Linked DNA regions of Homo sapiens: region 2 is linked to region 1. Evidence: read pairs that join two places in POLR2A ChIA-PET (ENCODE). Cell type or tissue: PC-9. All regions are shown on one strand. Links, peaks and the distances in the headings refer to the core of each region. The heading gives the core; the rest is flanking DNA.

Evidence for each region. Peaks named below come from ENCODE experiments on the same cell type or tissue, not always from the same donor. Only the 100,000 strongest peaks of a DNase experiment are listed, where the experiment ranks them.
Region 2: POLR2A ChIA-PET joins it to region 1 with 5 read pairs; 1 of 35 experiments calls an interaction of 5 or more read pairs at or near these places.

Annotation. Positions count from the first base shown.
Region 1 is chr5:167,650,230-167,666,143 of GRCh38, forward strand. The region is part of intron 4 of TENM2 (teneurin transmembrane protein 2); the gene reads left to right. It overlaps TENM2-AS4 (TENM2 antisense RNA 4), which reads right to left and starts at 9,912. Exons shown (of 2, transcript XR_007059037.1): 1 at 9,829-9,912; 2 at 3,313-3,698. In PC-9, for the core only: no CTCF peak of the experiment used is centred there; DNase peaks (open chromatin) are centred at 3,792 and 6,962; H3K27ac peaks cover 1,191 bases.
Region 2 is chr5:168,321,304-168,337,217 of GRCh38, forward strand. The region is part of intron 1 of WWC1 (WW and C2 domain containing 1); the gene reads left to right. Among named protein-coding and RNA genes, the nearest start is that of WWC1, 38 kb to the left of the region's middle. RefSeq lists enhancers at 6,300-7,216, 7,217-8,133 and a silencer at 7,469-7,588. In PC-9, for the core only: no CTCF peak of the experiment used is centred there; DNase peaks (open chromatin) are centred at 4,138, 4,828, 8,158, 10,928 and 2 weaker places; H3K4me3 peaks cover 1,198 bases; H3K27ac peaks cover 7,301 bases.

The DNA of each region.
Region 1 (15,914 bases), core at 2,742-10,741:
TGGTCCCTTCCTCATTTAGCATACTTTGTTCTTTATGCATAATTGGAAATTAATTTTCTAATTAGGTTCTTCACATTTATGAAGTTGTTTGATGGGGTGTCGGTTCTTATAACATGGCCTAAAGGCTAAAGGAGAGGTAATAATTCTTTTTTTCTGGCTTTGCCCCTAATTCAGCTAAGGTTCTTAGGAAATATATTTAACTTTTATGAGATCCCCGTAATACATCTTTAATGCTGATCTACCTTTGAAAGGTTGTTAGAAGAGTGCTAACTAGGGCTTTAAGACTCATTATGATACAGTTGATTTTATTTGTAATAGTTGCTGAAACAAAATGAAGTCATTTCTTTGGCAACATGAAGGGTATTTAGATAACTACAAGTAACAACAACTGCAGAAAATACAATCAGATGATACTGGGAGACAAAATAACATTGAACTGATACTTGAGAAGCAGAAGTGACCCTGAAGATTAAAAGGCGAGTATTTTTACTGTGAATATACAAGTAGAACTAAATCAGGTATGAGCTGTATGAGTCCGTCACCTGGATGTTCTGTGACTTGTTATATAGAACTTGAGTCTATGGTTCAACACTCTCTGATCTGTGAAGGCAAGCCAGTATAAACCAATGCATGTAAACAGTCTGTTTCTTGATTTCAGTATAAAAGTTGAAAGATAAAGCTAACCATTAGACTTGGAAGTAAAAACTAAATTCTGGAGTCACAACTTCTACATATGTCTCGGATCATGTTACTTATTACTACAGGTACAAAATAGCGTGCATGTGAGGAGAACAGGAACCAATATTGCACATTGGTAAAAGAACATCCTCATTTTATAGGAAATCATGTCATCCTACTTGAAGTGTGGCTGAAGAAAAACAATTAGATGAATACTCCTCAGCAGTCTCCAAATAAGAACTACCTTGCACACTAATTTCCATTGTGCATCAATATCCTTATTTGAATTTGCCATTCATGTATATGTCACGGCTAGGCAAAAACTGTAAGAACAAAGTGTAAGGCTGAATATATGATGATTAAAGGTAAGTGATACTCAACCTCAGAAAAAATATTTGTCTGACTCTTGACTCACTCTTTAAGTTACTTTCTAGGTTCTGCACAATGGAAATTAGTGTGCAAGGTATTTCTTATTTGGAGGCTGCTGAGGAGTATCCATCTCATTTTTTTTTTCTTGAGCCACACTTCAAGTAGGATGACATGATTTCCTACAAAATGAGGATGTTCTTTTGTCAATGTGCATTATTGGTGCCGATTCTCCTCACATGCATGCTATTTTGTACCTGTAGTAATAAGTAACATGACCCGAGACATATGTAGAAGTTGTGACTCCACAATTTAGTTTTTACTTCCAAGTCTAATGGTTAACTTAAGATCTTGTTAAGTATCAGCATAGAAAGAGGCTACATGGTAGAATGGGAATATCACTCTGCCCTGTGGGACTCAGGAGGCCTGGTCTGTGTGTCCAGCTCTAACTCTAAGTGCTTTTGTGACCTTGGACAAATTATCTAATCTCTTTGGTCCAATATAGGTCAAAGAGGTTCTTTCTGTTCTGAACACACGTAGCTTCCAAGTTCTTACCTATCACATGCAATACCCCAAGAAATTCTGGTCACTGCAACTTCTTGAACAAGATATACTGAACCCACCAGAAGAGAGTATAGCACAGTCATTAAGAGCACAGAATGCAGATGGCATATTTGGTTTTCAGCATTGCCACCTCTCTCCCACTACTTAATTGTCTTAGCCTTAATTTCTACAGCTGTGACATGGACTAACGATCTTATTTCACTAACCTTTTTCTCTTTCCCTTGCTATCTTATGCTCTTCTTTTCAGTTCTTAATGGTAGGGTTTTCTTTTGTTGTAAAGGTCTAGACAGAAGACCTTGATAAACTAGACTATGCCAAGAGCGAGGAATCATGGATTATGGATTCATCTTTGGGACTGGAAATTACTTGACCTTAAATGCACTTTCTCTATGGCATCCAAAGTCATCTTTTAAAAATGCAAATCAAATCACATTATGCCTTTGTTTAAAAACTATCAATAGTTTCTCACTGTACTATATTTAGCATAAAATCCAATCTCATTACCACATTTAACAATAATTTTGGGCTTATTCCTTGCTTTTTCTTCTTCTTTATTATTTTTATCCTCTTCTATAACTTCAGTCTCCTCCTCCTCTTCTGCCTTCAGGAGGAGAAATCTATAGCTCCAAATATGTGCTCAGTCCCTTCTTGCATTTGCAACAGTGAGGGGAACACATCCCCCTTGAATCATCCCCCTTGAATATCTGGTCAGTATGTCAAAGCTGGAATTCATCCTATCCTTCCCCCAAACCACCAAGCAACTAGCTTCTGACTTCTGTTAGTAGTATTCCTATTATTCCAGGTAACCAGCCTCACAGTCTCATTCCATTTGACTCCTCTCCATGTCTCTCTTTCCTTAATTGCTATCCTTTCTATGTATGCCTTTATTTGTACTTCCCTTTGCATTTCTACTGCCACAGTCGTCACTCACATCAGGTCTTTCGGACCTGAAATAGTGAAATAATATTCCTCTGAGTCATCTAACTTCTCCCTCTTTCGCTTTTATTACAGGTTAAAAAGCTACAAGATTAATTTTCTGGAGTACAACTCTGATCATTTGATGTCTGGGCTCCCAACATTAGCTATGTGATAAAGTCTCAACTCTTTGGCTTGACTTTCAGAGTCTAATGCAACCTGACCCTGATTACTTTTCTAGGCTAGCTTACTGCTTTTCATATATTATTCTATTGAGTCATCTCTTTATTTTTTTCAGCAAAAAATGATTGAGGACCAACAGTATACAACATCCTAGTGGTATGCTAACAATACAAACGTGAAACTTCGCAAAATAGAAGAGAGACCAAACACGCACCCAGACAGACACACACACACACTCACACACAAGTATTAAGTGGAATAATAGAAGCAAAGAATGTGATGGAAAATAGAGTAACAGGGAAGTAATTTTATATATTTATTTCTTTTTCTTTTTCTTAGAGATGGGGTCTCCTTTATTTCACAGGCTGGAATGCAAGGGTGAAATCACAGCTCACTGCAGCATTGAAGTCCCGGGCTTAAGACAATCCTCCCACCTTGGCTTCCAGAGCAGCTGGAATTACAGGCACAAGTTACCATGCCTAGCTATCTCTATATATTTAAGTAACTCTTAAAATATTCTTGAACTTGACCTTAGTTGGATAGCTTACTAATTCTAAATACTATCTCATATTTCCCACTTTTTTTTTCTTTTGCTTATATTTCTTCTTTTCAGAATGTGCTGGTTTTTAATATTCAGTATCTGGTCCGTATTTAAAGGCATACTTATTGAACTTTTATTTTTGCATCCCCAGTGTCTACTTTCCTTGGCTCCATCTCTTCCAAGCCTTCAGCCAAAGCAGTTTGAGTGAGGATTGAGCCCTTTTCCAGAGGTGGGTCATGTGACCTAGGGCTAAACCAATCAATACGCTACATTTCTCTGGCCATAGGGATTGGTTCTGGGGTGGCATGTGACAAGCTAGGCAAACAGCTAATCTGAGGGCTTTTGAAGAAACCACTGGGAAGAAGTCTTTATTCCTGTTGAACTTGCAGCTGAAAGGTTGGAAGGTCTGGGGTTGCCACATCCACTTTGTCTGTTGGAGAATGGAGCCAATCTAAAAGGAGATAGAGAAAAAAGAAATCAATTCTTGACACTGTCTCTCCTCCAAATCAAGTCACACTATGCCTCTGGAATTTTTAGTTACATAAGTCAATATTGTTTTTTTCTTACATCAGTCTGAGTCATGTTTTCTGAGAGAGAAAACAAATACAGCCATCCAATTTCAAATAGTAGTACTTTTACTAACTTTTTTTTTTTACTACCTTTATGGGTACTGCCAGTTCAATGCGGTTTTTCTCTACCATTTTGTGTCTCTCAGTTATGGCATGTATGCTGTTCAACCTCATTTTAGAGTTATTGGTAAACTTGCCTCCTACCAGATTTGAATGGACAAAAATTTCTCTTTAAAGCTCTTCATTGGCCCAGTAAATAGGGCCTGAACAAAAGTGAGACAAGTGAGGTGCACAGGGGTCCACGATGAAGAAGCACTCACTTCCAGGTGCCAAGTCTGCACTTAGCAGTCTGGAGAGCGAGTGCCTCCTTATCATTTGCTCCCTGGGCACCTCACTTGCTTTATCTATTTCTGATCCTGGTAGTGGAGTAACTACTCAATACGTGTTAGGCGAACTCGAAAGAATTTCACATTTTGCATGGGGATGGAGATGATCCAGAATTGCATTTTCTTTGCTATTATACTCATCTGACATATCTCATTCACTTTTTTTTTTTTTTACATTTACTTCATTTTGGAGTCATCTAGCATTATGCAGTGATTGCAGGGAGGGTTTGTGATGGTATTACTCTAAAAACCTCTAAATCCCATTTCCCAGCAAGAAGACAAACTAATAGCTCTGCTAAGCAATGCATCCAGAAATAACATGGAATATGGGGTAGTGAATTTCATTTTCACTCATTTACTTATATTTTCATAGCTCAGTGTCTGTTGTGGAGCCTGAATTATACAACTCATTATCTAGGTCAATCTAGTGAGCTATCCTGTCAGCACAGATGTGCTACTTTTGCAATAGAATTCTCAGTGGTAAAGTTGCTTCCAAGCTGGCACCTATTATTAGTAAAAGTATTAAATAAATAAATTATAGAAACAGTTGAAGCAATGAAGCCTACACGATAAGTGCAATAGGTTATAAACATTATGTCTTCATTATATAAGCAATTGTGTTAGTTATTTAAGATTACAGACGATCGATAGCCACATCTTGTTTGCGCTAGTGTTGGTTCACTGGTTGTAAGCAACAGAAACTGACTTCAAATAGAGAAAAGGTTTTACAAAGAAATATCAGAATCAAATCAATGAACAGGTTCAAAAGAAAAACACTAGAACAGACAGGAAGCAAGACAGCTCCAGTGAACTAGGTAGCAGGAATATATGTTGAAGTAATAAGGCATAAATAAAATGAATCTACACCAACAATTTTTCCATATATGATTCCACTAAATTTTTGTCATTGCATTACTCTAGTCAAGACCAAATCCTAGGACAATAGGTTCATTCCTGGTTATAATCATATGGCCACCTCTTGACCAAGGAAAAGCAGGCCACCTTGATTGAAAGTCCTACCAACACTGTATACAAACAACAGATGTCCATTACTTTAGTTCAGTTAGAATCTGAAAGGCTTCAACTGTGCTACTTACACATATTCTGGGCCAATTGCCAACTTGTGTTGAACATGCACAAAATCATTTTATCATGACACTTTGCTGTATCAGTCACATCACATTTGTTCAAATTTGGGAAGCATGAAGCTTCAAAAATATTCATAGATGTGTAGGTGAATTTGGTAGGAAATAATATTTGGTCTTTCTGTATGTTAATTCAACTATTTGGCTAATCAAAGTATATGATGGTGTCATCTATCAGCAAACAAATTGGACTGATCTTACTGTGAGTTTTGTTGAAACGTTTTTGACAGTAGATATGGAGAATGTCTAAGACACAAGTTTTAAACACAAAATACTATCCTAAACTAGCTCTTTTCCGCCTGCCAGGGCCACCTTTTGAATCTGTGACCTGTGCAGTTGTCTGTGCTCAGAACACTTAGGTTAACATCCTTCTGTCCTCTCTTGACTCTCTTGAAGCTGTTAATAATTTGTTAACAAAAGACCTGCAGTTTCATATTGCGCCGGGCCTTGTATATTATACAGCTAATCCTGAAAGACACAGAACCAGTGGAAGCCAGAATTACTTGCTAGTGGGAATACTCAGGCCATAAAGTGCTGCAACTTTGAGACTCTTTAAATAAATGCCATCTTTTAACACTCTAACAAGGTACAAAAATCCCAGAATTTGCACACTCCATATTCAATGCTCTTTCTTCATTGGAAGGGCAGCAGAGGTAAGGGATGGGCCATAATGGTAGAGAAGAACCATAGAAGAACCAGTGGATGCCACTGACTTAGCATGTCTCCTGAGCACATGTGAATGTTACATAAATACTCATTGAATCTTTAAAAAGATGAAAGCATGAGCACGCATGGCCTGTTTGCAGGTCCCTGAGGTGTGAACAATCGTGGCATGTTTGAGGACCAGAAAGAAGGCCAGTATGCCTGGGACAGTGAGCAAAGGCATGGTGGAAGAAGGAAAGAATGAAGTTTATGAGGGACCCAGGAACCGTGTCAAGTAAGGGCTACTAGGCCAGGGTAGGAAAGTAAACATCATGGGAAGATGACTTACTTATTATAACATCATAGTATTTTGGTACATTAAGTCTGAAGCATAAAACTTTTTTTTTGAATTTTATCTTATTTTCATTTTATTGTACTTATTAAATATATGCGTTTTTAAAACAAGTTGTGTGAAGGAAAACATATTTTATATTTACTCTGTTACAGGTTCCAAATTAAAGAAATCCCAGTTAACTTGGTTACATTATATATCAACAGCCCTTTCCTTTAATATCAAAAGGCTTTTCTTGCCTTTTAAAAGCTTTATTTTTAATGAACACATAATGTTATACATATTTATAGGGTACATAGTGATATTTTGACACATGTAATGTATAGTGATCAAATCAGAGCAATTCACGTATCTATCTTCTCAAAGATTTATCTTTTTTTTTTTTTTGCATTGGAAACATTCAAAATCTTCCTTCTAGCTATTTGAAGCTATATACTATATTATTGTTTACTGTAGTCCTACCAGTGGTACAAAACACTTGAACGTATTTCTTCCTATATAGCTGTTATTTTGTGTCCTTTAACAAATTCTGCCTATCCCCTTCTTCCCCTATGTTTCCCAGCCTCTGGTATTCTCTCTTCTACTTTTAATCTCTATGAGATCATGTTTTTGTTTGCTTTTGTTTTTTATCTTTCACATGAGTGAGAACATGGAATGCGACGTTTAACTTTCTGTTCCTGGCTTATTTCACTCAAGATAATATCCTTCAGTTCCACCCATGTTGCCATGAATGGCAGGATTTCATTCTTTTTTTGAGGCTGAATACTACTCTATTGTGTGTATGCACCACATTTTCTTTATCCATTCATCTGTTGGTGGACACCTATGTTGATTCCCTATCTTGGCTATTGCAAACAGTGCTGCAATAAGCATTCGGGGTTCAAATGTCTCTTCCATACACTAGTTTCCTTTCCTTTGGATAAATGCCCAGTAGTGGGATTGCTGGATCATATGGTAGTTTTATTTGTAGTTTTTTTAGTAATCTCCATACTGTCCTTCACAGTGGCTATTGAAGCATAAAGCTTAATACAATGTCATTTAGAGCAGAGGTGGGCCAACGTTTTCTGTAAAGAATAATAAATATTTTAGCCTTTGCTAACTGTATAGTCTCTCTTATAACTTCTTACAACTACTAAACTCTCTCACTGGGCTGAGTAAACATAGGCTATACTTTGGGTGAAAGTAGACATAGATAATCTTAAATAGAGGTTGCTGTGTTTCAACAAATCTTAGAAAAAATAGATAGTAGGCCAAATGTGGCCCATTAGCCACAGTTTGCCAGTCCCTGATCTAGCAGAGCATGGAGCCACATGCATCTATATTAGCTGCAATGCACATTAAAAATGCAGATGTTTGTGTCCTCTTCCAGATGCACTGAACCTAACTTTCTGGGTTTGAAGTCTGAAAGTCTGTGCTTAATAAGTTGCCATAGAAAGTGTTATTGCATGCTTGTCTTAGTCTGTTAGTGCTGTTATGACAGAATTCCTGAGACTGAGTAATTTATAAAGAACAGAAATTTATTTCACTTCTGGAGGCTGGGATGTTCAATATCAAAGCAACAGCATTTGAGGTCTGATGAGGACCTTCTTGCTGTGTCCTCACATGGCAGATGGCAGAAAGGCCAAATGCTGTGCGAAGCCTTTTTTTTTTTTTTTTAAGACCGAGTTTCACTCTTGTCGCCCAGGCTGGAGTGTAATGCACAATCTTGGGTCACTGCAACCTCCACCTCCAGGGTTTAAGCTATTCTCCTGCCTCGGCCTCCCAAGTAGCTGGCGTTACAGGCATGTGCCACCGTGCCCAGCTAATTTTGTATTTTTAGTAGAGATGGGGTTTCATAATGTTGGTCAGGCTGGTTTCGAACTTATGATCTCAGGTGATCTTCCCACCTCGGCCTCCCAAAGTGGTGAAGCCTCTTTTATCAAGATCTTAATCCCATTCATGGCAGTTCTGCCCTTATGACTTAATCACCTCCTAAAGGCCCCCACCTCTTAATGCTATCACAGTGAAGAATAAGTTTCAACCCATGACTTTTGGAGGATATTCAGACCACAGCAATGCCAAAATTGAGAAAGTTGAGAACCACTGGTCTAGAAGCCAGTCTATCCACTTAGGTCCCTTTCTAAGGTATTAAAAATTGTAACTGATTGACCTAGGATAGCACATGGGGTAATTTCTCAGGGTAGAAGGACTAATGTTTGGAATGGCCTGTATTCAAATTCAGAATGGATTGTTCCAGGAGACTGTAAGAAAGATCATGTAGCAAGAATAATAGCAAGGAGAGAAAGCTCTGCTAGATAAGGCTGTGCAGATCAATCCTCCCTTTGAGTTCCCTGGTTTTAATTATTGATGCTAAATATACATTTCCCTTAATTGTTTTGTGAAAATAAGTTAAATAAAGAATAAAGCCATTCTATACATGCACAGGCAAACATTACACTCTTTTCAAATAAACACTGGGATGATTCCTCGGAGTGTTCCTATTCAAATTTGGTTGCAAAATAACACCCACAGAATGTATTTCCAACCACAAAATACTGTGACAGTAAGCAGCCAGCACAAGAGAGCCTGTTATGGTTTATAGATTGCAATGATTATATTGCGGGAGCAGTTGATGCATTTGTTGGTGTTCATTCTATTTCACATTTGCATTTAAATTCCTGTGGAACAAAGATAAGATAAAGAGGAAAACAAATGATGCTTATTTGTTGTTGTATTGAACTCCTATTATAAGTATTGTTTTAAAGGAGAGTGAAGCTTTGCAAGGAAGCATTCCACATGTCCTTTACAAAACATGAAATACACTTTCAATTGTCAACTAGAAATATGCAGGAAAACATATCCCTGGGCTTTCATAAAATCATAAATCAATAAGGAATAACTGAAAATGTGGTTGAATACAAGGAAGCAAATGAAATACTCAGTACTTTCCTTTATACATTTATCCACATTTTATTGATACATAAGAAATGTAGAACTGCAATGAGTTTTGAAACACTATTCGTTTTATTTCAGGCATTCCTTTAAAGCAATGCTTGATATGTTTCCTCTTTCAAATAATCTGTGCATCCACAGCATCGTCCTTTGATGAATTTATGCAGATCAGTTCTACATCCAGGGTAATGTTTTCTGCTCCTCTAAGCTATTTTGCTGGGATCACAGGGAAAAAAAAATCTTTTTGTAGAGTTCGATTGTACCTTCTAGTTACTGACTGGGTATAAGGTTCCTCTACTCATACAAAAAGCACATCTGCCTCCCCATATGATGTGTTTGCCATAATTAATTTCAGAAGAAGAATGAGATAATGTTACCTCTTCCTCTCAAATTAGTAAGTTGCATATCAGTGCCTAGAACTTATTTAAATCATTTTTAAAACATCACACTCATTTCTGTAAATACACCTGAAATAAGGTAAAAATTAACAATTAAATGACAACAGTTAATTATATGATGTATCTGAACTCATAAGCAAAAATTTCTCTGACTTTACCATGCTTTACGGTGCTTTTCTCAAAGGAAGCATTAGTCAGGTCCTTTTCTGGATGCTGGCAGTGACAGCCTGGAAGCATTCCTTAAAGGGAGGGCTGTAGAATGTCCTTAATAAGAGATGTTGGACTGGGCGTGGTGGCTCAAGCCTGTAATCTCAGCACTTTGGGAGGTCGAGGCTGGCAGATCACGAGGTCAGGAGATCGAGACCATCCTGGCTAACACGGTGAAACCCCGTCTCTACTAAAAATACAAAAAAAAATTAGCCAGGAGTGGTGGCAGGCGCCTGTAGTCCCAGCTACTCGTGAGGCTGAGGCAGGAGAATGGCGTGAACCCGGGAGGTGGAGCTTGCAGTGAGCCGAGATTGTGCCACTGCACTCCAGCCTGGGCGACAGAGCAAGGCTGTGTCTCAAAAAAAAAAAAAAAAAAAAAAAAAAAAGATATTACACCAAAATTAAATGTGGTGGTCAAATTAGAATAATTATGTCTAAAAACCTCTGCTTCCTTTTTGTCCCTTCTTGGATATTGATAATGTATACTGACATATTAAAGGCTCTAAGAAGTCAGAAAAAAAAATGTCTTTAGCTTTATTTTTTCAAACTTTTTGCTGACAGTAACTTATCATTTTTTAAAGTCTAACACCTTGCATTGGCACTTGTATTTCTGGAAATGCATGTTCCGAAGTTCTGACCTAAGTAGTAACTAGTATCTAAAGGAAAGTACATTCTCCTGTCTGTATTACATATTTTATGTTCCTTAACATATTATATGTATCAGCCATATTTATTCATTCATCATTTATTCAGCAAGTATTTGAAGAACTTCTCTGTGCCAGTAGCTTGTGGGTGCTGGGGACTCATCTTTTTAAGAGCATATTTTTATTCTATTTTCAAAATGTATGAAAAACTTAGTTGTTAGTATAAATAACAAGTTATATGAAAAATAAAAGTATCACAGTGCATAGACTCAGCATTTTAAGTCAAGCATTCAGAAGAAATGCAAAATGGTAGATATTTTTCCTTAGATGCCATTAGGGCACGTTGCACTGAGCATGTACCTTATTTACTGTTGTGACTGTCCCTGGAATACTAACAATGATGCATTTAAATAGCTTATAGTTATGAGTTTTAGAATCAGAAGCAAATAAATTTGAAAGCATTAATTCCAGCCTCCTGCTTTAGCTGAATTTCTATTATCTAAACCAGCCCCTTCAAATGTTTTGAAAATCAGATCATATACAACATTTTATAAGCTTCCTATCTTGGAACGTGAATTTAGAATTCACACTCTGGCTCATTTTTCCAACTGTAAAGTGAGTGAGTTGGGTTAAGAAAATCTATTTTTAGAAGAAGTAGTAAGCATTGAAAAAGTTCACAGCAATTTCAAGCCATAGATTTGAATATTAGCACCTGGAAAATAGTAATTCTAATTCTCATTCTTACTTAGCTGGTGCCACTTGAGTGATGTCCCTGGAGCTGAAAGGGATTGCCAAGTTAATTTGGTCAAGTGGTTTTCACAAACTATACATCTTATTAATTATTCCTTTGATGGGCTGGTCTAAACCCAGTTCAAACTGACTTAAGTAAATAAGGACAACAGAAATAAGAATTAATAAATAAATACTAAAAAGTGATTTAGAAGATATTGTTTCACTTCACCTCCGAGCGCAGGGGTATAATTAGCTTCAGGCTTGCCTAGAGTCAGTGGTGCAAACCATGTCACTGATAGCTTAGGCATGTTTGTCTGTCTCCCTCTGGCTTAGATGGATCTCAAACAGGCCGTCTACTCACTGGTTCCCAGAAGCTGCAGGCTTGCATAATCCTTACAACTAGAAATTCAATAGAAAAAGCATTCACCTTCTTAGTTATCCTCAGGATTGACTCTCCTTGGGCTGCCCTGGTCTTATGCTTATGCTGCAACCAATCATTGTGGTCATGGGAATAGAAGGGCCTGATTGGCCAGGTTTGGAAGATGTTTCTATCTATGGAGTAGGCAGAGACTGATGATAAAGGATATAGAGTGGGGTGGGGTGGTTTTCCGCAAAGGAAATTAAGGTGCAGCCACCAAAAGAAGCTGATGCTTGGCAGACAAAATCAACAGGTGCCCATTGTATTTATTTTTTAAACGAGCATCCACACAGAACCATGAGGTACAAGGTAAACAAAAAGAGGAGATTCTTGCTAGATTGGGTATGGGGAGTTGGGGTGGAGAGAGACTCAGAGATCTGCTCATTCAGCCACATCTCACAGCTCTTGAGAGAAGCTGACCCCTTCCTCGTTTGCCTGGCATGATCTTGGTTTATGTGTGTTGTTCATTTTAATTACTGATAACACCCCGTTTTACTCTCAAAAGTGGCGTGGTTTGCTTAATAGATTTTATGGTTACTGGATCGTGGGGATTCTTTAAGCTTTATTAGTTAATTCACCCCAAACACTTGTAAAACTCTTGATCTACATCCACCAAGGCATCCACTTCCATAAATCAGACTTCTGTGTTTCATCTGAATAATATGAAACCTTGGAAGAGTTTAACTCATCATCTCCTCTCATTTTACTTGTTTCCCATGAAAATGAAACTTATTATCATTTGATGCAATTAATATTTGTTTTTATTTACCCACATTTAACAAATGTTTTGTTCACCATTGTTTCTTGAATATCAATCTTTTCCCTGGGATAAATTTTTACCTTTCTGAACCGTTCCTTTGGGAGTTTGCTACTCAAAGTGTGGTCTATGGACGAACACCACCATCAGCATCACCTGAGAGCTTATCAGAAATGCAGAACCTGAGGCTCACTAAGTCAGAGCCCATAGATCAACAAGATTCCCAGGAGTTCAGTAGACACAGTCAAGTTTGAGAAGCCCATTTTAGAACAGTGAACTTAACACAAGATGTTTTCATTTTCTATTCCATTTTGTCTCTGATTCTCTCATATTTTAACCTCTGTGTCTCTGTCTTCAATATTATGGATAAATTATATCTTATCTTTCATTGCTGTCTGCTCACTGTAGTCTCCTAGGTGGCTTAAAAACTAAGTACCAGTATACACATTTTTAGAGATAGAGAGACAGAGAGAATGGGGATGGGGAGAGAGAGAGAGAGAGAGAGAGAGAGAGAGAGAGAGAGAGAGAGAAAGAGAGAGAATGAATGCCTGGGCTCCTCCTCAGACCATCTAAATTAAAATCTGGGTAAGGACCACTACACCAAGAGCTCCTTTAGTTAGGATTTATTGGTGACATGCTCTCATTTTTCTGTTTGTCTAAAAAATACTTATGATTCATTATTGCATAATAGCCAGTTATACAATTCTAGGTTGCTATTTATTTTTCCTCAGTGTTTCAGAGATTGAAAAGAGTGTCTTTAATTTTTGTTGCTATCTGTTGAGAATAAACTCTTTTTCTCTGTAGGCAATCTGAGTTTTAAATTTCTGCTCAGTACTAAGATTCTTATTGTCTTCAATGTTATGCAGCTTTACTCCATTGTGACTAGATTTGTATTTCTTATTTCTTATTGTATCTAGGATTTTTTGCAGTTTCTAAATCTGAGGATTCAGATTACTGTCCCATCTTCTATACATTCTTTGCTATCTAGAATGTTAATTGGATTTGCACAAGATATTTTCATTTTCTATTCCATTTTGTCTCTTATTCTCTCATATTTTAATCTCTGTGTCTCTGTCTTCAGTATTATGGATAAATTATATCTTTCAATTCTAATCATTTAGTGAACATATATGCGTCAAATTTTTCTATTTCATGATTTTATTTTTTCACTTGAATGTCCATTTAGAACATATCACTTCTAGAAGTTCATTTTATAATCAGACTGGTTTTTCCTTGAGAGTGTCTTGCTCCTTGCTCAATTTGAAAATTCTTTAAAAAATATTCAAATATAGTTATAGGCTGAATCTCATAATTTCACTATCTAATGTTATTTTCTGTTGTTTCTGCTCAATACTGCTCATGAACACCTGTCTCTTGTTCATGTTGCAATTTGAGCGGAGAGTGAAGTTATGTTATCTGGAATTGATCTGTGGATATTTTGTGAGGCCTGAGTTGAGGGTGCATTCCATCCTTGTAGAGAAATTTGTGTTGACCTCTGCCAGGCTCTGTAAAGTACAACTGAGTCAAGACCACTTTGATTTCTTGTCTTGGGGTTTCCTGAAATATGCTGGTTATGTAAATTTCAAAGCCCCTTGGCCTGAGGATAGGCCTGCGATTATGTATTTTTCAGAAGAGATGTTTTCTCCTTCTAGAATTCAGCATTAGATAAACAAAATCCCCTTGCCTAGGTCTTAGTTGACTGTCAAAACTTTTTTCAGTACAATCTTTCCCTGAGGGGAAATGCCCAGCTGTCAATTATTCATTTTGTTAATGAGGAAAGTGAGGCTCAGAGTTCAACTTGCTGGGAGTCACACTCAGCCCCTGAAAGCAGAAATGAAAAGAGGGCCCAGATCTTCTCATCGTCCAGTTGTTTTCTCCTCCGACAAAACAAGCTACAGAAATAGCATCACCTTCTTCTAATAAGAATGGCTTCACCTTTGCCTCCAGTTGGACAAGTAACAGCAAGATTCAGTTATTCCTCATGGTTAAGTTTGATGAATTATAGAAATAGGTTACTTAGATATATTTTAAGAATCATAAGAACATAAAAAAGTCATATGAGCTAAGACTTATAGTCCCCACTATTCAGTATTTTGTCTTTTATAGTAGTACCAAGGGACATTGGTGTGACATGATGATAGTTGCCCTTTGTGATATTGTCCTCAAAGGGGGCATCCCTAACTGGGAAAGATCTATCATCCAAGAATTTCTCTAAAGCCTTCTTGAACTCTCATTACATTTTTGGTTTGTACAACCTTAAGGCACTGCTTTACAAGGAATTGATCTTATACTAGTCAGGACATGGGCTAAATAACCCTGAAGTCCTTTTAAAATATGATTTCAAGTATCATAAATCTTGTTGGATAATCACACTCTGCAAATGGAGGGAATACAGTAGAGTGATACTGAGCTCTGAAGTCAAACAGCCTATGTCCAAATACAGGCTTTATCCCTATGTCCTAACTGTGTGACCTTGGGCAGAATCTTTTACTCTTCTGAATCTCTGTTTCTTCTCCTGGACAAGGGCAGTGACTGTAGGATTATCATAAGGTTACTGGGAAAAATGAATACAATAATATACATAAAATTACTTAGCACAAGGCTTGGCATACAGTAAACAAATGAAAGTATTCTCAGTATTACCATTAGTGATATTGTCATTAGTGTCGGTAGATGTCATTAGTGTCATCCTGGTCACAGACCTCACCAAAAAAGTGGCTGCGATCCCATTTCATATGTTTTAAAACATCTGGAGGCTGAGGGCAGAAGAGGATATAAGAGACCAAAAAAAAAATGAATTATTATACTGTGAAAGAATTTTAAATTTTATGGATTCCAGTATGTACTAAATAAATCACAAACTTTTCAGGAAACAATTGTTAAAATATCTTTGGATGTGCTGTTGTGGGAGTGCTTCATATTGAAAAAGAGAGATATAAACTAACCAAGTAAATAAGGTTACTTGCGGTTCCATTCTGTATTTTACCCTTACATAAATTGACTCTGATATTTGGTCGCTGGGTTTCCTCAATTATTTTATTTTTGCCAAAAAACAAAACAAAAATAATGTGGCGTGTAATAGCTCTAATGTTAATAAAATTGAATGTTTATTTTTCCCCCTGGAAAGTGGCCTCTCCACTCTTTCTTAAATGTCCCATTCTGCCTCGACATTTACTTTGCACTAGTAACAACACTCAATTTTCATTGACATTATCTTCTAAATACAATCAGATCAAAAATCGCCAACATCATTCTCATTCCTCTCCTGCAAGCAGATAATACAAGACAGGGTCTAGCTGATAACTTCCACTTCAGTAACCTCTGATTCCACTACTTGAAATGCTTTGTGTGGTTTTCTACTAGACCAGAGGCAGAGGTATTTGTGTAAAACAGGCGATTCCCGTCAGCAAAGATGCAAGATGTGGCATTTGCCTTTAATTTCCTTTTGCTGGGTACAGGGACTCTGTGAATGGGCAGGTCCCTGAG
Region 2 (15,914 bases), core at 4,044-12,043, 670 kb after region 1:
GAGAAAGTAATCTCCATCTCTGATCCTTCTTTAAAGCCTAACCCAATTTCCTTAGCGAGGCAGGAAGATCAGGTGTACTGAGGGAGAGAAGAACTTCTGCCTTTTTCTGCCTTCATCTGGTTAACCTCCTTCTCAGGGCCCAGCTTAAAAGTTAGTTCCTCAAGAAATCATTCTCCAACTCCCTGAAGGGGGACAGGTTCAGTATTTGCCTTCTCTCATAGGGCAATATCCTTTTTTTTTTTTTTTTTGAGACGAAGTTTCACTCTTGTTGCCCAGGCTGGAGTGCAATGATGACACGATCTCGGCCCACTGCAACCTCTGCCTCCTGGGTTCAAGCGATTCTCCTGCCTCAGCCTCCCGAGTAGCTGGGATTACAGGCATGTGCCACCACGCCCGGCTAATTTTGTATTTTTAGTAGAGACAGGGTTTCTCCATGTTGGTCAAGCTGGTCTCAAACTCCCGACCTCAGGTGATCCGCCTGCCTCTGCCTCCCAAAGTGCTGGGATTACAGGCGTGAGCCACGGTGCCCAGCCGGTGATATCCTTTTCTTTTGAATCAATTGTTCTGTTGTAATTAGTTAATACCTCGTGTTATTTCTGCATAATGTCAGCTCAGGAGGTTTTTCTTTTCTCTTTTAAGCCTCTTCTGTTCTAGGAAGCCTAGAACTTTTCTAGAGCAGCAGTTCTTGAAGTGTGATCCCTGGAAATATTTGAGATCCTCTCAGGAGATCTGCGAGGTCAAAGCTTCATAATAATACTAAGAAATTACTTGCCTTTTTAACTTTCAACCTCTTACAAGAATACAGTGGAGTTTTCTGTAGGCAACATGACATGTGATTTTGTAACAGATTGATGCAAATGCAGCTCTTAGGAGTCACTGTCTGCTATTAAACCATACATTACATTGAGGAGACTTGCAAAAATGTAAAATATACCACTCTTCTCACCAATTTTGAAGGGAGATTGGAAAATACAAAAAAAAAAAAAAGTTTAAGAACTGCTATCCTAGAGAAGGGTTGGAAACCCTTCTGGGACTAGGCAGGCTTTGTGGACCATACCATCTCTGTCTTAACTACTCTGTGGAAGGAAAGCAGCCATAGATAATATATCGACAAACAGGTGTGGCTGTGTCTCAGTAGAAACCTTATTTGCAGAAACAGGCAATGGATAGATTTGACCTGTGGGTCATGGTTCTCTATCCTTGCTCTAGACTAAAAGCTTTAAGAGGGCAGGAGCCACATTTATCTTGTAAACTGCTTTATCCTCAGCACCTAGCACAAGGCCTGCTACTTAGTAAATACTTGTTAATTTTAATAGAAATAGTGTTTAGCTGCTGGTAGTAGAGATCAATAATAACAGTGGCTTCAAGATAGATGTTATCTCTTTGTTACATAAGAGAAAAAGAATCAAGAGACAGGTCGGTCTGGACCAGGGTGGTTTGGTGCCACATTGTCATCAGGGACCCAGATTCTGTATGCTTTTCTACCCCACCATTTTTTGCATGTGGTTTCCATCCTTAAAATCACTTCATAGCCTAACAATGCTTCAAAACAATTCTCAAGAAGATTAAGCTGATCGGCCAATAAATTAGGCATCAAAACAAAACTCAACATTCTTGAAAGAAAGAAAACAAAGTTCAGATGGTCAGCAACTTCATATTGACAGTGTCCAGCCAACAGTAGAAAAGGTACTCAGTTTATGAAGAAAGTCAGTCAATAGAAACAGACCTAGAGATGACTTTAAAAAATTTCTTCGTTTCTTTAAAAGATAATTGACTGTTTAGATATGTTTAAAGATTTAAAATAAGTCAGTAGAGAAATGGAACTAAAGGAAAATTCTAGATGAAAATTACAACATCTGATGAAAAATTTGCTAGATGAGTTTAATAGTAGATCAGATGCTGTAAAAAAAAATAAAGACTAGTGAACATGCAGTCAGGGCAATAGAAAGTATTCAAGTGAGGCTGGGTACAGTGGCTCACACCTGTAACCCCAACACTTTGGAAGACTGAGGTTGGAGGATCCCTTGAACTCAGGAGTTCAAGACCAGCCTGGGCAACATGGTGAGACCTCATCTCCACTAAAATAAAAAAGAAATTAGCCAGGCGTGGGGTATGTGCCCATAGTCCCAGTTATTTGGGAAGCTGAGGCAGGAGGATCACTTGAGCCCAGGAGGTAGAGGCTGTCGTGAGCTATGATTATGCCACTGTATTCCAGCCTGGGCAACAGAACGAGTGAGACCCTGTCTAAAATAAAATAAAAAGTACCCAAGCTGAAGCACAGAAGGAAAAAAAGCTTGGAAAAAAAAAGTCAGGACTTTAGCAATTTGTGGGACATTATTAATCAGTCTAAGAAATGTGTATTTGCATTCCCATAAAAAAGGAGGTAGAGAGATTGGAAAAGAAAATGTATTTGAAGACATAATGGCTGAAAAATTCCAAAGTTGATGAAAATGATATCACCCACAGATCCAAGAAGCCCAATAAATCCAGGAAAATCATGTGGAAAACTACACCTAGACACATCATAGTCAAACTGCTGAAAACAAAAGATGAGAAAAATCTTAAAATCATCAGGGAATAACACACAGGAGAACAATAGGAATTACATACAGGAGAACAGTAAGAATACTGCGGACTTCTCATCAGAGACGATACAAACCAAAACATAACTGAATGACATCTCTAAGGTGCTGAAAGGGAAAAATACTGTCAACTTAACAATTCTGTATCCAACCACAAGTATCCTTAAAATGAAGATAAAATCCAAACATTTTCAGATAAAATAAATTGCTTAGAGAAAGTATCACTAGCACAGTTATACAATAAGAAATGTTAAAGGAAATTTTTCAGGGCCAGGTGCAGTGGCCCATGCCTGTAATCCCAGCACTTTGGGAGGCTGAGGCGAGCGGATCATGACGTCAGGAGTTTGAGACCAGCCTGACCAACATGGGGAAACCCTGTCTCTACTAAAAGTACAAAAATTAGCCAGGCTGGTGGTGCTCACCTGCAGTCCCACCTACTCAGGAGGCCGAGGCAGGAGAATCGCTTGAACCTAGGAGGCAGAGGTTGCAGTGAGTTGAGACTGTGCCGCTATACTCCAGCTTGGGTAACAGAGCGTGACTCTGTCTCAAAAAAAAAATAAATAAATTTTTCAGGCCAAAGGAAGATGATATCAGGTGGAAACTTAGATCTACGTGAGAAATTAAAAGAGCACCAGAAATAGAAAAAACTAAAAATTTCTTCATTTCTTTAAAAGATAGTTGACTCTTTAGAGCAAACATAATAATGGTGTATTGTGGATGATTTTTTTTTTAAAAGCAGAACAGAAAACAAGAAACAGGTAAGACAAATAGACAACAAATGGCAAATTGGTAGACTTAAATCCAGCTATATCAATAATTCAGTAAAAGTAAATGGACTAAACACTTTAATTAAAAAGTAGAAAAAAAGAACAAGACTCAAGTATATAGCCTGCCTGTAACAGGTTCACTTTAAATATAAATACATAGGTTACAAGTAAAAGGATAGGAAGGATATACCATACCAATACTAATCAAAAGAATATTGGAATGGCTGTCAGCATGGCATGCAGAGAGCTTTTACAATAATAGGGTGATTCATCAAAAAGACATGACCATCCTAAATGTGTAGACACCTAGTAGCTGAGTTCAAATACCTGAATAAATGACTGGATCCAGTAGAGCAAGCTTTCCAGCTCTTTGCAGGGGAGAGGACAGATGGAGCCATTTCCTCATTCCAGTCCTGATCTCCTTTGACTCGCTGGCAAGGGCAGAAGTGGGCAGAAGCAAGCTAACCTCCATGGCCTCATTCTGTGCATAGCATTGAGACCACGTGTGTCCTCCTTGTCCTCTGAGATGGCAGGCCCTGGGGCCTTCTGATAGGAGCCCCTACCAACAGCTCCCACAGGGTACCCCACCCTAGCTTTTCTTGCCATGAAGAGAGCTTTCTGGAACCTGCCAAGCTCACGTGTGATGCCAGTCAGGACTTGGGGCCATGCTCGCTGAGATTGGCAGGGGCTGGGGTCCTGGAGTGGTGGATGGCATCATTGTCAGTCTCTGGGAACTCTGGGTGTCCTAGGACACAGGAGAAGGTGGCAGTGTCCGCCCTCAGGCTGGTTCCTGGCATTCAGATACTGACAGGAGCTGAGTCAGCACCAGGTGGGGCAGTGGGGAGGGGAATTTTTAAGCAATAATGAAAAGTTGCCTGGAAGAGGAGGAGAAGCTTCCTGGATAGGCTGTATCTGGTGGCAAAGAATTCCATCATTTACAGGCAGTCCCATTTGCACTGACATTCCATGTGAGAAATGATTTCTTTTCCTTTTTAAAAAATTGTGGTAAAATATACATAACATAAAATTAATCATCTTAACCATTTTCAACGGTAGAGTTTAGTGCATTAATTATATTGTTATTATGCCACCATCACCACCATCCATCTCCAGAACTCTTTTCATCTTCCTACACCCACTAAACAATTCCCCATTCCACCCTGCCCCCAGCCCCTGGAAACTACTATTCTGTCTCTGGCTCTATGAGTTTGACTACTCTAGATACCTCATATAAATGAAATCCCATAGTATTTGTCCTTTGTGACAGGTGGTTTCACTTAGCATTATGTGAAATAATACATAAGACTCATCCATGTTGTAGACTGTGTCAAAATTTCCTTCCTTTTTAAGGGTAAATCATATTCCCTTGTATGTTGATATCACATTTTGCTTTTCTGTTCCTCTGTCGGTGGACATTTGGGTTGCTTTCACCTTTTGGCTATTTGTGAATAATGCTGCTAGGAATGTGAGTGGACAGTAATGATTTTTTGTTTTGTTTTGTTTTAAGGTAATAAGGCGTAAATGGGGATAGGAATTAGTGGCTCAGGACACCGACCTGATAGTCTTTTTTTTTTTTTTTTTTGGGACGGAGTTTTGCTCTTGTTGCCCAGACTGGAGTGCAATAGCGTGATCTCGGCTCACCGCAACCTCCGCCTCCCAGGTTCAAGCGACTCTCCTGCCCCAGCCTCCCTACTAGCTGGGATTACAGGCATGTGCCACCACGCCCAGCTAATTTTGTATTTTTAGTAGAGACAGGGTTTCTCCATGTTGGTCAGGCTGGTCTCGAACTCCCCACCTCAGGTGATCCGCCCGCCTCAGCCTCCCAAAGTGCTGGGATTACAGGCATGAGCCACCGTGCCCGGCCCCGACTTGATAGTGTTATTTGTTGTTGTTGTTGTTGTTTTTAGATGGAGTCTAGCTCTGTAGCCCAGGCTGGAGTACAGTGATGCGATCTCAGCTCACTGCAACCTCCGCCTCCTGTGTCCTGGTTCAAGCAATTCTTCTGCCTCAGCCTTCCAAGTAGCTGGGATTACAGGCACGCGCCACCATGCTAATTTTTGTATTTTTAGTAGAGATGGGGTTTCACCATGTTGGACAGGCTGGTCTTGAACTCCTGACCTCATGATCTGCCTGCCTCAGCCTCCCAAAGTGCTGGGATTACAGGTGTGAGCCACCGTGCCCGGCCGGACCGGATAGTCTTATTTCGCATTTGTAGAAACCTAGAACAAAAATAAGCATGTGGGAAAGTTTATTCTGCAAATCTGCATTTTTGAAGGGACAGAGCTGCTGAGAGCCTTTGGTGGTTGAGGTCTCTTGACTCATTCCCACCCTTCTATGCACTGGCCATATGCAGGCCAGTGTCTGAGTTAAGGTGTCATTTCTTGCTTTGGTTATTGCAACAGTCAGCTAACGGTAACCAGGCTCCAAGATCATTTTCCAGCAATCTCTTGTTGCAACTACTTTTGGAATTTTCTTCCACAGGGCTTTCCAGAGCAAATTACTCTCCTTCTCAGAAATTGCTCATGGTTCTCCAGTGCTCATAGAAAACCCCAAAATATCTTAGCATGACTCAGGGCCCCCATTGGTCTTCCCAGTCTTCTCCCCCTCTCCTTTCCCTCATTCTTTCATTTACCTCTTGGTTCATTTGTTCATCCTGTGATATGTATTTTGTATTGGTTTCTGACATGTATGTCTCATGCTGACTCGCTCGGATAGTGTGCTCTAGGGCCCAGGACCTAAGAGCAGGAATGTTTATGATGGAAAGGATCTTACTTTTTGGGGCCTCCTTAGCTCTTCGTTGAAACCTTGTAAGGTACATTGTTTCATGCCCAATTGGCAAGTTGGAAGATTGAGCTTCTACAGTTTAGAGAAATGGGTTTGCAATTATGGTCCTTGGATCAAATTTAGAACCAGCACCGGGGTGTTCCTCTGAGTGAGATTGTGGCTTTTTGAGACACTAGGAAGCTGGAGGTAGCAAGAGTAAATGCCCAGGGGCTCTGGATCTGCTTTGTCTCTGCAGTAAGGTGAGACCTTGCTAGGGCTGTTTGATTGAAGAATGATGAAAGGCCAGTGCTTGTAGATATTCCCTTAACAAAAGCCTGAGTGTGGTATAGCATTAAGTTGGCTGCTGTCTCCACTCTGGAAGGATATCAAATGAGAATATAAGCTCGTGTTGGCAGGAATATGCTCCCCACTTTATAGGGAACCCAGGAGTGAGGGGAAAGCCTTACCAAAATTTGTTGCATTCATGCTGATAAATTCTGAACACTCAGCTGGGTGGGTCAAGAAGTTAGAGCATGTGGGTGGATGTGGACTTCTCTCATAAATGTGCAACCCATTGAAACGCTGCTGCTCAAAACAGAGTGGGACCAGAAATACCTGCAGAGTTGAGTAACTTGCTTAAGGTCTCCCAGCTAACAGAAAGCAGAGCTGAGCCTTTCACAATTTAGGAGTCCAAGTTCAGCGCTGCTTCTAACACATCTGCCTCTTGGATGGCTTTGGCATAAGTTGCAGCCTTGGGAGCATTAACTAGTCTCAGTGATCTCACCCACAAAGTGTGCATAATAACATCTGCCTCACTGGGCCGTCATAGAGACCAGCGAGCTAATCAGGTAAAGAAGTCAGCAGGGGCTAGAACAGAATGGGTTATGAATGATGCTGTTTCCTGGTGCACCCTTTCTTCACTTGCTGGTGAACAACAAGTTCTTGGGACTTGCTCTCCATGGTCAAGATTCTTGGTTGATCTTGACCAATAGGGGTATATAGTGGTGGAGGCACGATCTCTAGAGGGTGAAGAGTCTGATTGGATAGGAATGCCATGCAACTGTAGTCATTCCCCTTTTCCTTATTAGAGCATTGCCACTGACCTGCAATCTTAGGGTGGGTGTGGGGAGTTTTTTCTTTTCTTTTATTGAGACGGAGTCTTGCTCTGTCGTCCCAACTGGAGTCCAGTGGCATGATCTCAGCTCACTGCAACCTCCGCCTCCCGGGTTCAAGCAATTCTTCTGCCTCAGCCTCCCGAACAGCTGGGACTACAAGCATGCCCGGCTAATTTTTGTATTTTTAGTAGAGACGGGGTTTCACCATATTGGCCAGGCTGGTCTCAAACTCCTGACCTCGTGATCTGCCCGCCTCGGCCTCCCAAAGTGCTGAGATTACAGGCATGAGCCACCGCGCCTGGCCTGTGGGGAGTTTTTTCACTTCCCTTTCCCCAAAAGTACTTGCATGACCTCGGTGTCTGGTGCCCCTGCTTGCAAAAGCATCTGTTATTCCCTCAGTCAGCACAGCTGGCATCCACCTGTCTGGGCTCCACCCCTCATCCACCTGCAGTAAAGCAGAAAAGCCTCATTGAAAGAATCAGCTTTTTCTGGCACGAACAGGTGGATGTCGTTGCTCTTTCTGTCCTGATAAGTTGGTCTTGCCCCATGGCTCCCCCTCTGTAGGGTACTTGGTTTCTTCCTTCCCTCTTGGTGATATCTCAGTCAGGAAGAAAGTCCTATCGGAGAGCTTCCAGGAGACCACTTGATTGCACTGCTGACTGATAACACAATTTACCCTGAGCAGGGACCTGTAGTTTTGTATGATTCTTAGGATTTAACATACACTGCCCTCAAGGCCCAAGGGACAAACAGAAAGCCTGGTTATGCTGAGCCCAAGTGGGATATCATCTAGAAGGCTTTGAGGTTTTCTTTTCCAACGTGAGCTTATTTTCTTATTTTATATATTTAAAAGGGTTCTCTTTTTCTCGTGAGGCAGAACTTCAAAGGAAGCATTCCAGACCACACTTCCTTTTGGTAAATCTTAACCAGTGTAAATGTTTACTTTTGTGTTGTAAATCCTAGGAGGTGAGGGGAGAAGGAATGTCCGAAGCAAGTGTCCTGCCAGCAAAAGTTGAAACTTAATCTGCTGTTTTAGGCGTTTGGGAGGAAGGGGAGTGTTTATAATTAACAAGCCATGCTAATGAACCTGGAGTTAGAACCTTTTTGCCAGGTTCTGCAAATTTCTGGACCCACTGGAATGAGAGAGAGTTAGGAAAGCCTGCTTTGCTTCTTCTGCTGCCAGGGAGGTCAGTGCATGAAAATGGAAGGAATGAGCAAAACAATAATTCAAAGGGTAGAAAGATAAAGGGGAAAGTGAAATGATAGAAAGCAATATTACTTAAAAGCTGTGGCTTTTGGCTGGGCGTGGTGGCTTACACCTGTAATCCTAGCACTTTGGGAGGCTGAGGCAGGCGGATCACCTGAGGTCAGGAGTTTAAGACCAGCCTGGCCAACATGGTGAAACCCTGTCTCTACTGAAAATACAAAAATTAGCCGGGCGTGGTGGCAGGCGTATGTAGCCACAGCTACTTGGGAGGCGGAGGCATGAGAATCCCTTGAACCCGGGAGGTGGAGGCTGCAGTGAGCCGAGATCGCACCACTGCACCCCAGCCTGGGTGACAGTGCGAGACCCTGTCTCAAAACAAAACAAAACAAAAACAGCTGTGGCTTTGGTTAAAAATGTAAATTCCAAAAAAATTCCTAAAAGAAATGTTCCCGTGCCCCTGCCACCCTCACTCACTAGGAATGCAACAATGCATTGGACAGGAGGGTCTCGGCAATCGGCTTGGGACCCACACTGTCTAGGAAAGAAACTTCTGGTTTCCATGTGCTGACTGAGCAACAACCCCTTGGAAGAAATCCTTGAAAAACTGGGATGTTCTATGGAGGGAAGCTACTCATGAGTTGTGTAACTTAGGCAAAGGCATTCACCTTTTCTGAGACTCAGTTTTCTTCTTATCAATAAAATGGAGCTAACAATAGGCACCTTCAGAATTATGATGATTAATTGGCTCGTGTTTTCTCAACACTGTCAATTGTTCTTGAGGTCACTATTGTTACCCCTACTTCTATGCACCCACCATGTATGCATGGAATGTGCTAGAAGGGGAAGAGGTAGTGGGAGGTGATCCTGGGGCAAATACAGCTAAGACCTCCCCCCATCCTACATGCACTCATTCTTCTCTTTCCTCTGTTAGTCTGGAAGGGGTTGGGGCTGTTGGAAGAAAAGGAACATAAAGCAGAGAGAAGGATGCAGTGAGGGTGTCTGGGACTGTTGGCAGGCAGCAGTCGGGTTTGGGGGCTACAGGGCTCTGCAATTGAGGAAGCCAGAGGTGGATGAAGAGTTGGCCACACCTCTCCCCTAAAGCTGCAGAATCTTCTGACTATAAAAAGAGCTGGTGCATTCAGAATCCTCTACAACCAGTCCTTCCCCTGACCTTCCCAGAAGCTTCGAACCCTCAGTGCTGAGCTGCCAAGACGAGCTGGGTGACTAACATAGCCATTCTCCAGTTTGGGGATGTCAGAATGTCCACCCCTTCCCCACTTCTCGAGGGGGTCATGCTTCAGAACTGCAGCCCTGCCACTTCCTCACTTCAGCCTTGTATGTAAGAGTAGCAAGCCCAGCAAACAGCCCAAATCTCTCTCCCTGGGGGCTGTGTGGATACATTTTGGGGCACCCATGCAATGGAGTACCTTGTGGACACTGACAAGTCTAAGGTAGAGCTACAGGTGCTCATAGGGAAAGGAGTCCAAGATACATGATGGAGCATTCAGCAAGATTCAAAACAGTAGTTTATATGTTTAAAGAATGGAGTTAAAAGTATACACTCCCATCAACTAGAGTTTTACAGATGGGCTTCAAGGAATTATCTGTTCCATAGAAATGTTTGGCCCACATGGTTTTGAAATAGCTGCTTCTCCAGGACCACCCTTTGAAAGCTTGTGTTCACTGCAGTCCACCCTTCCCACTTCACTGGGTTACCTGCCTGGGTCATGCTGGAATTTGAGTTTGCAACCCCAAGACAACTGAGAGTGAGTTAAGGGAAATTGTGTATGTCCTACAGTGTGATTGATCAGTTTTAAGATGAACTTGTTTGTTTTGCACGTTAATATCTTCGAATGTGAGGTACTCTTATCAATGCTGTTGGCCATTGCTATCGTTGCTTGCACCATGCACAAATAATGTCGTTTCTGTTAAGGTAACGTGATAGCTGTGGCCCCTCTGTGTTTTCATTGAAAACCGTGGAAAAACCATTTGCAAACAGGTCTTTGTTCTTATTGAAAAACTTTCTTTGACATCTTCTGGTGAAGTCAAGAAAGTGCTAGAATCAAAATTCAAAGTAATTGTCAGCGGCTTGGAAGAGAATCACGGAATTCTCTTTCAAGAAATGCTGCTGGGCACGGTGGCTCATGCCTGTAATCCCAGCACTTTGGGAGGCCAAGGCGGGTGGATCACTTGAGGCCAGAAGTTTGAGACCAGCCTGGCCAACATGAGGGAACCCCATCTCTACTAAACATACAAAAATTAGCCGGGCGTGGTGGTACGTGCCTATAATCCCAGTTACTTAGGAGGCTAAGGCAGGAGAATCACTTGAACCCAGGAGGTGGAGGTTGCAGAGAGCTGAGATCATGCCACTGTACTCCAGCCCAGGTGACAGAGTGAGATTCTGTCTCAAAAAAAAAAAAAAGATAAAAAATAAATGCCTTAACATTCAGTAGCACAAAAGAATGACACTGTGAATGAGAAACACACAGGTGCTGATGACTCAGAGCTGAGAAGGGGCTCAATCTTATACCATAGTTCATTCATTTCATTTAACTTCCTTGTCATACATGGAAAAGAGAGTCATATAATAAAGGCCATATCTAAAAAAAGTCTGAGCTTTTTCAGTACATATAAATATTCTAAGGTAAGGAAAGCTTTGGGTCATAACTTATTGGTAGTGTTTTCCTTTTCTGGTTGCATCTAATAATTCTGTTTATAAGTGATACTTTCTTAGTAATGAAGTAGAATATGTGTATGTATTTGATCAGCATGTATATGTGTTTTTGTGTGCACATGCATGTGTGCTGGGTTAGTGTACCTGCTGATATGTCTGTGAAAACATTTCTGGAAGGGCACACTGGAAATATTAACTTCCCTGTAACTTAAGGGTTTGCATAGTAGGTGAGGAGGGAAAAGTTTCTTGTTACTTGTATTTGTGGGTTACTTCTGTATGTTTTTGGTTTTTTCTTTTTCTTTTTCTTTTTTTTTTGTGACAGGGTCTCACTCTGCCGCCCAGGCTGGAGTGCAGTGGCACAATCTCAGCTCACTGTAACCTCTGCTTCCCAGACTCAAGCCATCCTCCTGTCTCAGTCCCCCAAGTGGCTGGGACTGAAGGCATGAGCCACCACACCAGGATAATTTTTGTATTTTTTGTAGAGACAGGGTTTCACCCTGTTGGCCATGGTGGTCTCAAACTCCTGGGCTCAAGCAATCTACCCTCCTCAGCCTCCCAAAGTACTGGGATTACAGGCATGAGCCACTGTGCCTGGCCATTTTTCACTTTTATTAAAAATGGTGGGGGAACCCTTCAAGTCTCAAGCCCCACCTCAGACCTCCTGACTTCAGCATCTCTGGGGATGGCACCCCCGGTGCCAGGCAGCCAGATTTGGTTCTCTGTCTAACCAGGCTGAAAGCCAACTGGCATCTGTAGGGGACCAAGGACTCCATGAAGCTCACAGGGGTTTCAAAGAAACTACGAATTCACTAACCAATTGACTATCTCCTTGCCCGCCTCTTTCCCTTTCTCCTCTCCTTCCTCAAGTATTTTTTGAGTACCTCCCCTATGTATAATGTCAAGCATGCATCTGCAGACCTTCTTTTCCCTTCGGGAGCTGGGAGTGGATGATGCCTATTTTGCACCCTTGAGATTCATGGAAAATGTGCATCTTTATAATCCTTGACCGTCTCTTCATACCTTTATGCCTGAGAATGCACCCTTGGTGCTGTGAGCCCTTTGTGGAGAATGTGACTTCTTCTCCCAGACAAGATCTCATTGTGAGGCCAGGTCTAGGTTTAGAGGTTCATAATGATGGGCAGCACCTCTGTGACTTTTGCAACCTGTAGAGGCTGCTCTGAAGTGCTATCTGTCCAGAAACACTGAGCTCTGCACTGGTGTGGCTGCGGAACTGTCCTGAAGGAGAGAGTGCAGGAGAGGGACATTTGGAAGGAGCACATCCCCCCGCCCAGGCTTTACCTGCACAGCTTCCCTATTTATCAGCCCAGGTTCATTATGCTAAGGACTTAGGAATTGCTATCCCTTCTATGCTGAGGACTCAGAAATTGCTATCCCTTACCAGCCCCCTCCCACTCCTTCAAGATGAACTCATTACAAGATTCTTACAGAACTATAGCCTGATCATCCCCTTGCATAAAACACTTTATGTTCTGTCATGGCTCTTAAAGTCTACTCTCCCTGGCCTGGCAAGGGGGCTCATGCCTATAATCACAACACTTTGTGAAGCCAAGACGGGGAAGGATCCCTTGAGCCCAGGAGGTGGAGACCAGCCTGGGCAGCTTAGCAAGACCTCATCCCTACTGAAAAAAAAAAAAAAAAAAAAAAAGCCATGTATAGTGGTATACAACTGTGGCCCCAGCTACTGGTGAGGCTGAGGAGGGAGGACCATTTAAGCCCAGGAGTTCAGGCTTGCAGTGAGCTATGATGATACCCCTGCACTCCAGCCTAGGTGACAGAGCAAGATCCTGTCTCAAAACAACAACAACAACAACAACAAAAAACTCTTCTCTCCCTAACGTGGCTCACAGGACACTCAACAACACAGGACTGACCCTGATTTTGCCTCTCCGGCCCCATCCTGTTTCTCTGCCCCACCCCCACTGCACTCTGGCAACAGGTCTCGAGAGACATTGCAACCTTGTGCATTATAGAGACTTGCAAATGCTGGCCTCTCTAACCGGAGTTATCTTTCCTGCTCTCTTCACCTACTTACACCTACTCATCCTTCAGCCCTGAGTTTAATCACACTCACTTGGGAAGCCTTCTATAACTGTGAGGAGTAAGATCAGACCCTCCCCCCTCCACCCCCATTTACAGTCTCATGCTCCTGTGTGCTGCTGCTTTGTAGAATTGCCCAAATTATTTCTGTGTCTGCCTTCTCTACTGCACTGCAAGCTCCTTAAGGACAGGGGACTCTGGCTGTTTACCACAAAACTGTATCCTCAGTGCCTGGCTCTAGTGAGTTCTGAACATATATTTTGGGCAACTGAATGAATCAATGACTCTCCTGCTAAGCAGCAATGCTTCTCCCAAGAACAAGGGTTAGGCCCAGCTTCCAGCAGGGAGGCAGCTGAGGATGTGACTGAGCGCCTGAGCGCCTGGAGCCCAGCTGAAGAAGCTGATTGGTGGGATGGAATGCTACCGGTCCCTCTGGTATCCTGGATACGGAGAGGGTGGGAATGTAAACTGGGCCCAGAGGCTGAATTCTTGAAATTTCACTGCAGCCTAGGAGGAGCCTGCAGGGAAGTGAACCTGACCTTGAAGTTCTAGCCTTGATTTTTTTCCCCTCTAAAAAAAAAATAAGATAAAAGGTGCAATCATGCAACACATTCTTTCTGAGGGAGCTGTGAGGTGAGGGCTTTCTAAGTCCCTCAAAAGTCACTTCTAAGTCACTTCTAAGTCCACTCATCACCCAGGCCTACTTTTTGCTGGTGCAGGTGCATCTTCCAAGGTTTCTCGGCATTGCACACCCTAGAGGAGTTGAAGTTCCTGGTGGGTACTTCTTGGGTGCTAGCAGAGACATCCCAGCAGCAGTTCTCCTAATGAGGTGTCACAGAAGATAATATCAAGTGTTTATTGAACATCTAGGCCAGCCATGGCGGCTCACACCTGTAATCCTAGCTCTTAGGGAGGCAGAGACTGGAGGATAGCTTGAGCCCAGGAGTTTGAGACCTGCTTGGGCAATATAGCGAGACTCCGTTCTCTTAAAAAGAAAGAAAGAACATCTAGAATTTCCTGGGCAATGTACTAAGCACTTTGTGTATCTCATTTGAGCTGGACCTCCCAGTACACCTGTACTTGAAGAATTATTATGCTAATTAAACAGAAGAGGAATTAGGACTAAAGGAACTGAACTGATCTGCCTATAGTCACACAGCTAGAGGTGGAAGTGCTGGGATAGAATGGAGATCCATCTATCTAGTGGCTCCCAAGCCTCTGTTCTGAGCACTGTGTCACCTCCAAGTAGGCCTAGCAGCCAGCACTTGACTATTTCCAGTCTTCTTAGCATGTTCCATTCATTTGCTAATTTAATTGTTTATAAAACTTGATGAGGAAGATATGATTACTTTCATTTCTGAAATTACTAAACTGAGGCTTAGAGAAATTAATTAGCAGAACCAGGATACAGACACAGCTCCCTCTACCCAGAAAGCCCTTGCTTTCCTCCCCCTAAGGGGAGAGGGGAGTCTGTGTCACTTAGAGCAAATCGCTTGTCCTCTCTGGTCCTCGTTTCCTCATCTATAAAAGCAGGACATTGGACGTTGTCAGAGGTTTTCAAATGTTGTTTTAGCAATGGAACCATTTCTTGAAATGGAATCTTCTCATTGAACCCTGGTATGCAAACCCCTCCCTTAACCGCCCACTTACTGCTGCCCTCAGCCCACCTGGATATGTGGGCCCCACAAAACCCAATTTGAGAAACTCAGCTGTAGGTGATTTCCAAAGGCCTTTCCAGTTTGATCAGCCATCTTTGCTTCTGTAATTTTGGGTCCAGCAGAAGAGCCAAGGCACGTTCTCCTTTTTAAAAACAATACCCGGCCAGCCACGGTGGCTCACGCCTGTAATCCCAGCACCTTGGGAGGCCGAGGCGGGTGGATCACATGAGGTAAGGAGTTCAAGACCACCCTGGTCAATGTGGTGAAACCCCGTCTCTACTAAAAATACAAAAAATTAGCTGGGCATGGTGGCAGGCATCTGTAATCCCAGCTACTAGGGAGGCTGAGGCAGGAGAATCGCTTAAACCCAGGAGGCGGAGGTTGCAGTGAGCTGAGATCATGCCATTGCACTCCAGCCTGGGCAACAGAGCCAGACTCTGTCTCAAAAAAAAAAAAAAAAAAAAAAAACAATACCTTGTGATCTCCATCCTCCTCAGGACCCCGGCCAGGAGGATCTGAGCCTGTGCCCCAGAACTCCTTGTTGTATGTTTAACACTGACTCCACCGTAGGGAAGAAAGACGAAATTCGTCATTTTACTTGTGTGCTTGGTATTGTCACTCACTGGGAAATTCAGATACATTAGTAGTTAATACAGGACAGTTAGAGTTAAACGGAATTGGTTGGAATCACTGCACCTGTGGTCTATAGTGTGTGACTGTAGCAAGATGCCTACCCTGTCTGTGCTTTAGTTCCTATTGCATGTGGAGAAAGTGGTGACGCCGACTTCAGATCCTGCTTTTAAGCTAGATGGTGTATGTGCTCAACATATGTGAGCTGATATTACGAATCTTGATTGCAAAGCATCAGCTGTTTTTAATGTACCATGACCGCAGTGAGAAACTGGCACTGAGCTAAACAACCTTCACCTAGGTATAAAGATCCAAGTGACATCCTAAGAAAAAGGAACCTCACCCTGTGCTCCTCATACCAGCGGCCCAGCCATCTACACCAACTGATGCTGGCAGAATCGTTGGGGTCCTGCAATCATTGGGGACCTGGTTTTGTAACTCTCTCCCCACTCCCACTGGT